Regions from separate parts of the Homo sapiens genome. Here region 1 is linked to region 2. A link is a loop called in an ENCODE intact Hi-C map of the cell type or tissue named here. Cell type or tissue: heart right ventricle. All regions are shown on one strand.

Region 1 (4,000 bases), 67 kb after region 2:
AAACTCATCACAAGTCCATTCGTAGTGTGTGATTTTTATTTCTCTTTTCCTTAATTAAGGAACAGATTGCTCCCATAGGAGATAGTAGCACATAATCCTTTTAAGAAAGCTAGGCAGATTAGACATTCCTACACAGAGTGGTAACTTTGCCTCTTTATAACTAGCTTATTCAGTAGTAAGCTGATGAGAAATTGATGTTTTTAAAATCTTTCCTTCTTGTATACTTGTGTTGCTCAAACTTAACTATGATTTCTATTTGAATGGAAAATAATTGGTATCAGTTCTCTGAGGAAAGAGAGTAGCTCATACTCACCAGCTGACCTCTGCACAGACAAGGCACCAGGTTCCAATTCCAGGAGCTCACAGCCATTGAAATGATGCATGCACCACATTAAAAGGCTCTTCCCATCAAACCTCCAGCAGAGATATAATTCTGGCTGAATTTTGAGCTCGTAACAAAAGCTGATTCCTTCCACAAAGCATCATGACCATCAATGGGATAAACTTGTGTCTGCCTTCAAAGGTAAGGAGCACACTGTCCGTTCACATTTAAACTTGAGAGCCAGCATAGACTGTCCTTCAGAGAGGGCATATTTTATTTTAAAGACAGGAGATAAAATGGCCATTTGCTGTCCTCACTGTCCAGCACTCCATTGATCAAATTCCAAAGAAAATCCTCTGCAGACATCAGGCATCAGTCAGGCAGCGTTTAATAACAACTGAGCTAGCCACATGCAACTTAATCTCCCCCTTCACTTTCCCTAGCCCTGCCCAGGAGAAGCAGCTATGCAATTGAACAGCATATATCGTCACTCTACCACAAATGTGGTATGGGTGCTAAGTGGAAAGAGAAGCAGATGCACTACAAAGACAGTTAAAACATCACCTAATCAGGGAAAAAAAAAAAAGAATGTGCTCACTTGAACTATGTTTGAACTATGTGCCAAGAGTTCATTATTCTAATCAAGTTCATGGTGTTAATCCATAGTTGAGGCTTCCTCTGTTTTTTGGGACTAATGAGTGATCGAGGTAAGGAAAAGCAAACTGAGTAAGTGAGTCCAATGGCATAGCACTCTCAATTTGTTTTACCTGAAGCCAAACCCAAAAGCCAATTTGATAATGCAAAATTACCAAGAAAAGCTTGCTCATAATATAATAGATCCTACTTTCTTGTGATAAGAATGTTTCCACAAGGAGATGATTTGGCTAAAATGAGAATGCCCAAAGGATATCTTCCTTCTACTCCTGCCTGAGGAAAGGAAACAAGGACACTCCAGCTCCAAATCAAAACAGGCGGTTTTCATAGGCTGAGAAGGAGATGTAGAAGCAGTCTCAAGACCCCCCAAGTGTATGCCTCTCAAGCTCATAACACTTCTGAAGTTTCACAGAAAATTTCTAGCTAGTAACAATGGCCAACAGACAAGGAATGAAAAGCTACCCTCGGGACACCCCTTGACATAAAGAAGATAGAGCTGCAGAAAGTGTAGGTCATAAATAGTGACCATTCTGTCACCACAGACCTCCCTTTATTATGACAGAGGAAGTCTGGGGATTACAGGCAGCAGCCACACTGCAGTGGGCAGAGGGAAGGGAAAGGTACAGAGAAGGGAACACTGAAAAAGCCACAGTTCAGAAGCAAAAGACATTTCCATACACATTCTGTCTCCCCCTGCATCCTCCCAACCCCACTCCAGCCTCAATCACTCATTCCCAAATGGACAAAGATGAGTGTGCAACAGCCCAGCTTGTGGAGTCTGCCTGTGTAAACAGGCTGGATTTGCTAGTTGTGAAAACTCTTCTGATGAAAAAATCCCCTCACTAGAACTTCCTAAACAAATGTATTTTGTGTGCTCTCTTTGACAGAAAATAAAGAAATTTATTCCAGAATCAGAAAAGCCCCAGGATGTTAAAATCATTCTTTTAATTTACTATAATAGTATCTTAAACTGAAAGCCTAGGGATTGAACTTAAAATTATCCTTTTAAAATATCCTTTATTTAAAATAAAAACTTTCTTATTGTCCCCATCTTATTAGCATACACAGCTTCTTTTTATGGTTGTATCTTCTTATCAAACACAGTTACTAAAGGCCTACTATGAGCCAGCCAGGAAGCACTGGGGATCTGGTAACAAAAATGACAAAACCCTTGTCCTCATGGATATGAAAATCCAGCCATAGAAGTGTTTCTTTTCAGCCTTCCTGGAACACCTCAGTCACTTTGTATAATCTACAGTGACTGCAATTACTAATATTCACATCTTGATAGAAAGCTGCTTCAAAATCTTCAAATGCTTAGCCCAAGTTTGAAACTAATATCTTCAAATGGCTTCTCAGGGCTGCTTTCTTCTCATAAATGATATTTTATTCTATTGCTCACAAGGTTTTTTTTCCAAAAAATATACTGATTTTGGATAAGAAATCCTCATAGTCTATTAAAGGATTGGAACACTACAGTTAATATCTAACTCCTCTATTTATTGCCGTGTTTTAAAACACATATAACTTCCCCTTTTGGTTTGTAACAGCTTTTTATAAAAGCTCTGGGTATATTTCTTAGCCCTTTTACTTTGGTCAAATGAAAAGCACTGAATTGTGGTTAAAATGTGAAAATTCAATCTCAAGCCTCTTAACCCTCAAGGTCACTGAGGATGCTTTTGTGTGCTCATTTATGTCGTGCCTTTATCCATGAAGAAATTTGTTGTTTTCTTTAGTAATTATATTTTTACTCAGAAATTATATGTTAACAGCTTTAGCATCTCAAGGGAAACAATTTTATTGGTAAGTTTGATCAATACCTGTAAGTTTTACATTTATACAGTGTCAACTAGATGTGTCATTTGGATAAACCTTTGATAGAATATTTTAATTAGACTATTTGCAAAAGAAAAAGATTGATTTCTCCTAATTGGGACAGAACTATTTTTAATTGTTATTCTTTATGTGACTCTAAATTTAAGCCATGTGTATCTTAAATTTTCACAAAATAATTTTGTATTTACATATAAATTAATAATGCTTAAAAGCCTGTAAATGTGATTTTAAATGACTGGGCTATTATTCTGTACTTTTTATAGACCATGAATTCAGTATGCTTGGCCAGTAAATAATTAGCAAAAATATTTTCTTATTTTTCAAAATTAACAATAGAAAAATGGCAAAATGTAATATTAGAGCACATCCAAATCAACTATAGATCAAACATGAAATCACTGATAAAGTGTCAGGTCTCCAGTTTCCCAACCCAAAGCCCTTATTGTTAAAACACAAACATAAACACTTTCAGCAATTCCAACAACCAATTCTATGGCTAGTAAAGTCCTGTGCAGCAGATACTACGATAAATATAGAATACTTATAAAACATGTTTCAATAGCACAGCCACTCAAAAAACAATCCCCCTGTGGCTGCATTGTTGGCACCAGAGAATTGAAGTGCTACCATCTGGTCATTTTTCACCTGGTGAAAATGACTATTGTATCCATGCGTACTTGGCAATTTTTATGAAGTTGTAAACATCTGGATTATTAATGCTTCTGGATGCTATCATATTTAACTCTTTTTTTCCCTCTGAAAGAGCTTCTGTGATCCATTTTCACTTCTTTACCAACAGACATAAGATATGCTTGCACCTGTTGTTTAACTAAACTGCAAATAAAATCTATTGCTAGGGATTCCTTGTTTCTTGCTTTAGGCATGAGATACGGTTTGACCACCCAAATCTCATCTTGAATTGTAGCTCCCATAATCCCCACGTGTCATGGGAGGGACCCAGTGGGAAGTAATTGAATCATGGGGTAGGTTTCTCCCATGCTGTTCTCATGATAGTGAGTAAGACTCACAAGATCCCATGATTTTATAAAGGGCAGTTCCCCTGCACACACTCTCTTGCCTGCGGCCAGGTAAGATGTGCCTTTGCTCCTCCTTCGCCTTCCACCATGATTGTGAGGCCTCCCCAGCTATTTGGAACTGTGAGTCCATTAAATCTCCCTTTCCTTTATA
Region 2 (4,000 bases):
GAGTAAACACACAATACATGTTTGAGTAAGTAGATGAACAAATAGCGTGCCTGAGTTCAGACCGGCAGAAAAAAATGCTGCGATTCTACTATCTAAGATGAGCTAGGAAGAGTGGAGTGGCTGCTTGGAGTCAGATATTAAAATCCATGTCGCTTAGCCATAGAAAGAGAGTGTTCAAGAGAATTTCCAGATTATAAAGTGTTCTGTTCCGATCTAAACCACTGCGGAGAGTACTTAATAAGACAGTCATAGAAATAATTTGCATGAAGCTACTCCCAGCATTTTTAAAATGAAAGAAGAGTCACATTTCGAAATCTTCATAAACCTGCCTAATTGTAAACAGAATGAAGTTTTTAGAGCTGGGGGCAAGTAGTTGATGAAAACTCTCTACTGGATTTACTTTACATTGAGCAAATATCAACAAGTAAACTAAAATTTCTAAGTACTCAAAATATTAGACAGGTGTTACTCAATTCTAACCTGAATCAGCACTACCCAGTATAGAGCAAGGACCAGCACTGATGCATCGAAAGAGATTACAGGATGGCACAGAATCCAAAACCACATAACCAGAACCAGATGGAAACATCACCTTTTGCTTCTTCTAAATGAGGGGTCAATAATAAGCATTTAGCTATATAGTTATATTTTTGCATATATATTTGTGCCTAATTTAACTGGTTAGAAAACTGCATATAGCTCATTCCATGTTCCATTAATTCCATGAATTTAATTCTCCCCTATTCATTTTTGTTGTTTTTATAAGGTCCCAGGCTAATAGAATTGTTTTTAGTATTTTTAAAGAGAAGTCTAAACCAGATGAACCCAAATGGCATTTGTGAAAAAGATTTTAGTTCCAGATAAATATTTCAGTTTAATGCAACCCAGATAAATAGTAACTTTACCAAATTGCTACTAATCATAATTTTTTTCTATTTGGTGATACAGGCTATGGCAATACCTTTTATGTTCTGTCCTGCTTGTGCGAATCAGTGCTACTTTTGCTAAAGCTTAGGTTGAGAATCAATATAAAAAAATTACATTATTATAATAAGCATCATTTTCACAAGTATTTATTGAGTACTTGCTCTGCCAAGCATTTTGCAAACATTTCACTTAATCATCAAAACAACCCTAAAACTTCAGTGTTGTTATGCTCACTCCAGTTGAGAAAACTCAGGCCTGCAGAAGCTGACTGCCGAGGGTCACTCAGCTGGTAAGTGGGGAAAACTAGAATTTGGTTTCCAGCATCCACATTGTTAATGTGACTTCCAAATATGCTTCATGGTCTGAGTCATACTGTGTGAGCATATGCTAAAGTCATTGCTGAGTGTATCTTCTTGTTGCTAAAGGTCTGCTATTTGAGGAACATTAATATTGTTTTGAAAATGGTGCTTCGACCTTGCCTTCTGTTTATAAAAAAGGAAACACAGGATTTAACTGATAATTTTGCACCTTTAAACTCCAATGGTAAAAGGCCAAGGCCAAAATTCAGGGCATTTTAAGACCTGTTAATCACTGGTATCATATCCAGGATTGTATTAAATAAATGCTAAGTGATAGTCTTTCATTTTGAAGTCACTATAGTGAAACTAATAAATTGTATACATGATGAAACTTTCTGAAACTACTGGGGTTTTTATTGACTTGTAACTGGCTACAAACTTTTATTAAAATACTATACAGTTTATTTTTAATGTCCGAATGTTAATCTTGTTTGTAACAGTATTAAGTTATGCAGAATTACTAAATAGGGAATAGGTAAGAAAGTAAGTCTTTATGAGTTTCAGAAATAAATTGAACGCTAAGATTTATTTTCTCTTCTAAATGTACAAGAGATAATACGGTAAAAAGATGACTGGTGTAATCTTTTAAAGAAAATAAAAGTTAACCATATTAGTAATCATTTAAAAAAGAAAAATGAAAACTTGACATTCTTTTAGAGTATTTTCATGTGCCAAATTTATGAATTTTCCCCATATCATTTAAATAATTAAAAGCAAAATAGTATTTGGGAATTACATTTTAAACTTCTCATGGTAGTTGTGAAACCAATTTTATAAAGAAAAAACATTGATTCAAATTTCAGTTTAAGGAATCTTAGCACGCCAACACATGTGATATTTTTGGAAAGCTGGTGCAGCTCAGATTGCCTTTCATTGAGAAATGCAACAGAGTACAGAAAGTCCTGGTTTCTACATTACATATTGTAATGCTCCCTAGAAACTCAGGCTTAGCAGCAAACTAGAGGATACATTTTCTTTTCTTCTTTCATATGCCATATTATCTTTGAATATTGTATACTTAGAAATAGCAATAGTTTGGCTGAATAGTTGTCTCTTTTACTTTCCTGGGTATTTAGAAATCATTTCCTGTTCTATATTGTATTTGAGTTTTAGTAGAAATCCTGGTGGTGGTGCTCTTTGACTTAAAAGATCCTGTAACCACCTATGAATAAAGTTATTTTTATATTAGCAGTAGTAGATTAAAAATAAGTTTTGAGCTTTAAGATAAAGGACATCACCACTGTATTACTTTGAAGGGCAGCTCCAAATAGCTACTCAAAAAGATATCCTGCAGCAGAAAAAAGCTTGGACTTGGGACACAGACAGATCCATGTGGCCCTGGGAATGTCACTTAACCACTGTGGGCCCAGTTTCTACATTTGTAAACTTGAACTAATCCCTGTCTCACAATATTTCATCTCAGTTGACTGATAAGACATCACATGTAAAGCCCCAGCACAAAGTCTAATACACAGTAGCTAAGCAGGTAACATTAGTCACTGTATTTCCCTAATCTTTATTTAATTAATATACTGTCTTGAATAGTATTAATAAAAATACAGAACCAGCATGAGACTGCATTTACTTTGGGGAATTTTTTTTTTTTTTTTTTGAGATGGAGTCTCACTCTATCGCGCAGGCTAGAGTGCAGTGGCGCAATCTTGGCTCACTGCAACCTCCACTTCCCTAGTTCAAGCAATTCCCCCACCTCAGCCTCCCAAGTAGCTGGAATTACAGGCGCCTGCTGCCACGCCCGGCTAATTTTTTTGTATCTTTAGTAGAGACGGGGTTTCACCATGTTGACCAGACTGGTCTCGAACTCCTGATCTCAGGCAATCCACCCACCTCCTGGCCTCCCAAAGTGCTGGGATTACAGGTGTGAGCCACTGCGCCTGGCCTGTTTTATTTATTTATTTTTTTAAGAGACAGGGTCTTACTCTGTCACCCACTCAGGCTGAAGCACAGTGGCACGATCATAGCTAACTGCAGCCTGGAACTCCTGGGCTCAAGCAATCCTCCTGCCTCAGCCTCCCACTGTAATCCCAAAGTGCTAGGATTACAGGTGTGAGCCACCACACCTGGCCTTGCATTTACTTTATACCTGGCGAGTCAGGGAATTGAAGAGAATCAACCTCATATTTTGAGTGTAAGTCAATTTTAATTTGTATAATTCTTGGTGAATTATATACAGTAATTGTAATTAGAACACATGTACCTTAGAAACTCCTTTTACATTTCATAATTTAACTTAAATTGCAACCCAGGGGTATAAGCATTGAATGTATTGTTTTTATCCTGTTTTACAAGTTAGAAAAATATCACTTTCTAAAGTGAGCTGACTTCTTCAAAGTAGAGATGAAACTTGAATTTGAACCTGTGGGCTCTAAATTTTGTGTGGGCTTCATGAGATCATGTTGCCTTCTCACAGAAATAAATGTTCTTTCCTTTTATAGTGACATGTTAGTGGATGGCTGGCCACTATAAGAAAAAGCTAACTCAAGAAGCTAAGATGGTCTATAAATATGATAAGAATTGAGTATTTACTGTTGAGAGATTATTCTTTCTCAAAATAACCCTAAGACCTTTCATACAATTAATGTATTTGTTATACTTCAGTGTGAAGTAGACTTGGTTTGAAATGAACTTTCTTTTCCTTAGGTTCTCTTTTTTGGTGTTATTTATGATAAGTTTACCTAAATGAACTAACGGTTTCA

What was found. Hi-C counts contacts between places; a loop is a spot of excess contacts. Peaks named below come from ENCODE experiments on the same cell type or tissue, not always from the same donor. Only the 100,000 strongest peaks of a DNase experiment are listed, where the experiment ranks them.
Region 1: a loop joins it to region 2, with 2.9 times the contacts of the local background. A loop is called at or near these places in 13 of 110 quality-filtered maps.

Annotation. Positions count from the first base shown.
Region 1 is chr4:113,110,093-113,114,092 of GRCh38, reverse strand. All of the region lies in intron 1 of ANK2 (ankyrin 2), which reads right to left. Among named protein-coding and RNA genes, the nearest start is that of MIR1243, 5.2 kb to the right of the region's middle. In heart right ventricle, no CTCF peak of the experiment used is centred here; no DNase peak of the experiment used is centred here.
Region 2 is chr4:113,177,470-113,181,469 of GRCh38, reverse strand. The region is part of intron 2 of ANK2 (ankyrin 2); the gene reads right to left. Among named protein-coding and RNA genes, the nearest start is that of MIR8082, 27 kb to the right of the region's middle. In heart right ventricle, a CTCF peak has its summit at 2,438; no DNase peak of the experiment used is centred here; H3K27ac peaks cover 1,970 bases.